Linked DNA regions of Homo sapiens: region 2 is linked to region 1. Evidence: read pairs that join two places in POLR2A ChIA-PET (ENCODE). Cell type or tissue: MCF 10A. All regions are shown on one strand. Each heading gives the region's core, and the rest is flanking DNA. Links, peaks and the distances in the headings are about the cores only. Region 1 has its middle 81 kb from the start of MIR4290. Region 2 overlaps MIR4290HG (MIR4290 host gene).

Region 1 (2,915 bases), core at 184-2,683:
TGGGAGGATACAGCAGGAGCCCCTGTGAGTTGTGCTCTCACAACCACCACAGGCGCAAAGGATTTCCAGCTAGGATGAATGCTCAGAGGCACAGCCCCAAAGGCAGGTCCCACCCAAGGAGTCTGTGTTCCTTTTCTTTTTCTCAATCCACGTCCAGTGCATTAGAGTTGGTGCAGGGGTACACAAGACAATGCTGGGATTCCTTAGGGGGTGTTTGCTTTGCAAAGGAGGGTAGGTAACCTGACTCAGGAGGTCTTCAGGGTGCAGACACATGGAAATGCTATTTTAAGTCTAGCAGGTGGTGGAAACCACGTATAGTAGGAACAACTTCAGGGCTCTCCAGACAGCCACTGTCTTACTCAGTGGCCCATTATTCTCACCTGGCCTGTTCTAACTGCTCCTGTCATACCCCTGGATCCCTTCTCACACATGCCCACTGAAATCTATCATCACCACGGGCTCCTCCTAGAACATCTGGGCTTTTTTCGCTCTATTGCTCTAAAGCTGCTGCAGCACACACATTGTTAAAGAGACATAACCCTCCTCCTAATCTGTAGGACACTGCACAAAAAAGTCCAGTTGCTGAGCTTGGGGGAGGCTGGTTCGCACCCCGTCATTCAAGACCCTCCTCTTCAACTTCCATCTATCCACAGCCAGCCCCGCTGCGCTTCCTCAGCTCCCACACTCCAGCCTTGTGCCTCAGAGTCTGGCCCATTCCTTCTTTCCTCCCTCATCTTTCTCTCACAGCATCTCTCACTTTTCTGGATTTCTGAATTTCTGTGTCGGCCCGGGCTGCAGTCATCTTGAGACTTGCCTTGGGGAAGATCCACTCCTGAGGTTCACGCATGTGGCTGCTGGCAGGTGCTCAGGTTCTTATGGCTGTTAGCAAAAGACATCAGCCCCTTTCCACATGGGCAACTCACAACATGGCAGTGTGATTCAGTAGAGCAGGTGAGCTGTGAAGACTTGATGGGAGAGGTGGGTGCAAAGAGGGACAGACAGAGGGAAGTCACAGTCTTTCAATCACCTACTCTCAGATGTGACCTCTCTTCCCCTTTTCCGTATTCTATGTTAGAGTTAAGCCATAAGTCCTGCCCACCCCCATGGGGAGGGAACCCCAGGACTGTGAGCATCAGCGTAGCTTTCCCCGTCATTCACTCCAAGCAAGGTGTAGGGGTCTCCTTCACAGCCAAGCGCATCCTGTGTCATGCTATCTTTCACTCTCCAGTCCTTTCTGGATCTCCCTGCTTTCTCTGGGGCCAAATACCTTTCTTTATTTTTCCTTTATTTCTGAGTTTCTGGCTTCTGCCCTGCCCAGAACCCCTAGGTCTGCTAGAAAGCTGCCTTCCACACTTCCACATGGCTGGGGTGATGATAATACGACGGTGAATGTATCTGGTTTATTTCTTTTAGAAGCTCCCATACATTCCATATGTGTGATCTCATTAGCCTCCTAGCATCTCTGCAAACCAGAAGAGTGACAGGTGTTTACAAGGAGGGCATGGGCCTTAAGTAATCTCTTCAAAATTATAGGGTGAGTCACAGGGAGCACAAGGACTTAAATAGAAACTGCTTGGCTTGCAATGTGGTCCTTTTTCCACTCAGTTGATTGGCAAAGAGTTATTGCTTTTCTTCCACCAAGAAATGGGTGTTTACACCACCCAGATAAGCATGTTCCAAAATCTCCAGCACTCACCGACTGGGGCCAAGACAAAATCACCATTTTTTAGCCTGGCACAGTAGGTTCCCCATGCAATAATAGCTCTTCGTCCATGACAGGCCTCCCCACTTTTATCAGCCCCTTACCCACTATTTGAACCCTATACTACAGCTGAATTGCTGTAGCTCTTAGGGATGGTTGCTGCACCTGGACTGCCTCCCAAGACCCAGGATCATGGCAAACTGCACTCTTCCTCCAACCCTCAGCTCAGATGCTAAGCCCTTTCTCTTCCAGGACCAGTTGTAATGATTTCTGTCCATGATTTTAGTCATGAAACTGAGAGCAAAGCATGTGCCTTTTAATCTGCAATTTCAGCTTAAGCAGTGTTCTGCTTATTAGCTTTATTTTGCTAATTTGTTGTTGTTGCTGTTTGTTGTTGTTGTTGTTTGTTTTTTGTCTGTTTGTTTGTTTTTTGAGACAGGGTCTCACTCTGTCACCCAGACAGGAGCGCAGTGGCATGATCTCAGCTCACTGCAACCTCTGCCTCCCAGCCTCAAGCGATTCTCCTGCCTCAGCCTCCTGAGTAGCTGGGATTACAGGTGCGCACCACTACAGTCCGGCTAAGTTTTTGTGTTTTTAGTAGAGATGGGGTTTCACCATTTTGGTCAGACTCATCTTGAACTCCTGATCTCAAATGATCCACCCACCTTGGCCTCCCAAAGTGCTGGGATTACAGGTGTGAGCCACCCTGCCCAGCCTATTTTGCTCATTTGTGAGTCAGGAATTTGAAAAGAGCTGGCTGGGAAGCTTTAGCTTAGAGCCTCTCATGGGTGACCATCAGATGTCATCCAAAGGCTTGGTGGGCTGTCCTTGCACGATGTCTTGCTCACATGGCTGGCAGGTGCACAGGCTGCTGGGTGCAGCTGGACTGGGGCTGTCAACTACAGTGTGTACCCATGGCATGGTGATCTTAAAGTAATCATACTTCCTACATGGATTGTGGCTTGTCCTGGTCTTCAGAGAACCAGGCAGAAGCATGGCTTTCCTGACTGAGCCATGAAAGTCATTCAGCACCAATTCCACTGCATTCTGTTAGTCACGAGTGAGTCACGAGGCGAGTCCAGATTCAAGGGGATGAGAACGAGGCTTCACCTCTTGATGAGGAATGTCAAGGTCACCTTGCAGAAGAGCACATGAGACAAGAGAAATTGTTGCAGACTTCTTTGGAAAATATAATCTATGATGAGTGGCATGG
Region 2 (2,915 bases), core at 295-2,794, 79 kb before region 1:
GTCATCACTGGATGGCAAATCTAAACTCAGCAAGTCATTACTGCATGGTGAATCTAAGTTCTTACAGTTATCACTAGTACTGCAGACACCTAGTGGAGACGTATGCTTACTCATGCAGTGTGTGAGTAAGCTCAGGCTGCCAGCACAAAATACCATGGACTGGGTGGCGTAGACACCGCAATGTATCTCCCACAGTTCTAGAGGCTGGACATCCAAGATCAAGGTGCCAGCAAGGTAGATCTCATTCTGAGGTTTCTGCCCTTGGCTTGTAGGTGGCCACAGCCTCCCTGCATGCTCATGTGATCTCTTCTTTGTGTATGGAGGAAGAGGTGGGGGAAGCCTTCTGGTGTCTCTTACAAGGACACTAATCCTATTGGATCAGGGCCTCACCCTTATAACCTCATTTAACCTTATTTACTTCTGTAAAGGCCCTGCATCCAAATACAGCCACACTGGGTGTTCAAGCTTCCACATATGAATTTTGGGAGGATACAACATTCAGTCTATGAGATGAAGGCACAGTCCGGTAGCACTACTCTGAAGTTATCTGATGCTGTGCATCTTTATCTACATGGTGACACTTAATTCACAATTTATCCCCAGGACTCAGGCCAGCTAGGCAGGCATTATTAAAGAAAAGTCTGTCTGGTTCAGTAAAATCTTAGGATAGAATTCTACTAAGCCTATCAATTGGCTTTTGATTCCAGAACCATCTTTGTAAAAGGTTGTAGGGAAAATTTGTAAAAGGTTGTAGGGAAAAATATGTGGGGGAAAAACATTTAAATGAAATCATGGTCTCCTTTGGAAATCCAGGTTACAGAACATGGTGTGCAGGCATGAGGGTCACCAGGTCTTGCTGGATTGCAGATGCTCATGGTGAAGACAGGAGTTTACAGGGGCAGTGGGTCTGCCCACATGTCCCAGCACTGAGCCGTTGCTGACTCTCAGAACCTGGTCATCCAGGTGCTGTGTCCCCTACTCGTTTACTGTAACTGAGAAATTTTCCAGGCAAGGTGGAGCTGAAGCCTAAATATATCTTCAAGCCCTCATGCCTGTCTGCTTGCAAATATTTCACCCTTCCTTCTTGGCTATTTCCATCAATGTTGTTTTGTTCTGAGAGTGAATGCCCAGAGAGAGACATTCTGTACTTAACCGGTTTGTGTTTTGTGATTTTTGTGTTGGTACTAGCTCTTTCAGCACAGTGAAATTTTAAACAAGTAACTCTCTCTGCTTACCAGGCACTGTGCATTCCCTGCCCATGAGGAAGGAAGCAGCTTATTCCATTTTCACCCCAGCAGAACCCCTGCATGCAGGTTTAGGTCAACACTAGCTGCCAGCAGGATGGAGACCCAGCAGCATGCGGCACACGGGAGTCTCGCCGCGGGTCCTTGACAGAAGAGTAACGAGACTTTTCTTGAAATAGTGTCCTGAGTTGAGATCTGAGAAGAACCTGTTATGCATCCTAGAACACAGTGCATTTGCAAGTCATAAGATGTTAGCACCGATTATGGAGCCTCGTGTGTTCTTAGGGGCTATTTCCGTGACCTCGTCGGGGGTTCAATGAGCAGCTTCAACAGAAAACTGGATTTCCTTTTCCTCCAAGGCTGTCTTATTTCCAGATTACTCTGGACCTAATTTTAATCGTGCACACCTACCATGGCAGGCTGTTTTCCTGTCCTCCCAATGATCTCCATACAATCTCACTGCTGGGTAGCACCTCCATTCCCTTGCTTACCTAAGCCATCAAAACCTGCAACAACTCACAAAACCACAAAAAGCAACAGAAAATATCAGAAGATAATCAAATGAATCAAGACCTCCAGAAAACTGTGCATAATTCAGTTTTCATTTCATTTAATGATAATGTCCACAGTTAATCAGGCATTCCTTATCATTTGGATCTACATGTTGAATAAACACAACATCCCTAGACCTTTGAGGGTTTTCTAAATAATCTGCTGTTGATTTTCTTAGGTACTGACCAGATTACTATGAATATTCCTGATAGAATATGCTGACAAGAAACAAACAGGACAAGCCTAAAATAGAGGTTCTGGTAAACATTCAGGGAAAAGTTTATTACTGACATGTGAGAGCTCGGTTTTCAAGGTTAATAAAATAAAGTTGACAGAAGTCGTGATGCCTCACATGACTCAGACCCATTTCTCCTTTCCTTCGTAGCAGATACCAGTGGGCAGACAATTCAATGAACCATCTTTGAATTCTGATTCCTGACTCAGAAAGAGAAACAAACCCCTAGAGCAGAAAACTTGTTCAGTGACAGGAAATATTCCATACATGTTTGTGTAACACTGGAATTCTTCTAATCGCATGAGGACATGACATGACATGACAGCTGGCATGCTGGGCACTGCAGTGAGTACCACAGGAACAGCCTGCACCAGTCCACGTGCAAATAAGAAGGAAATACAACCTTCATTCTAAGAGGTTCTCCGAGGTCATGCGGGCAGCTTCTCCCAGGCTGTTTGTGAAATATGGGGGGAAGATGCTCTCGGAGGACCCAAGCAAAGAAGCCTATTTATCCTTGTTATTCTGCATGATCTAACGTATTTGACCACACATACTCACCTTTTACTTTTCTAAAACTCCTGCTACATCCTCTGAACTAAAGTTTCAGAGTACACAGAGTGGGGCTTTTGCTGCACCATAAGCAACAGCAACTCCTCCAGCTTTGTGCTTTTAAAATTCTGTCATGACACTAAAGTTTTCATTGAGAACTTTATCTTGTTAAAGTTCTTTAAGAAGCCCCAAGTCCTGAATTCTTTTTTTCTTTTTAATTTTTTAAAGACAAGCATTAAATATTTGAGGTTTATTCTTACACAGAGTGACTCTAACCTTGAGAAGTTTAAATATGCACACTCGTACATGCTTTGGTTCGCATGCACAGGGGCCTG

Evidence for each region. ChIA-PET counts read pairs that join two places held together with the same protein. Peaks named below come from ENCODE experiments on the same cell type or tissue, not always from the same donor. Only the 100,000 strongest peaks of a DNase experiment are listed, where the experiment ranks them.
Region 2: POLR2A ChIA-PET joins it to region 1 with 12 read pairs; 2 of 35 experiments call an interaction of 5 or more read pairs at or near these places.

What each region holds. Positions count from the first base shown.
Region 1 is chr9:89,940,643-89,943,557 of GRCh38, reverse strand. No RefSeq gene overlaps it. Among named protein-coding and RNA genes, the nearest start is that of MIR4290, 81 kb to the left of the region's middle. In MCF 10A, for the core only: no CTCF peak of the experiment used is centred there; a DNase peak (open chromatin) is centred at 1,507.
Region 2 is chr9:90,019,869-90,022,783 of GRCh38, reverse strand. It overlaps MIR4290HG (MIR4290 host gene), which reads left to right. Exons shown (of 4, transcript NR_038882.1): 4 at 1,239-2,130. Among named protein-coding and RNA genes, the nearest start is that of MIR4290, 2.2 kb to the left of the region's middle. RefSeq lists an enhancer at 2,471-2,640. In MCF 10A, for the core only: no CTCF peak of the experiment used is centred there; no DNase peak of the experiment used is centred there.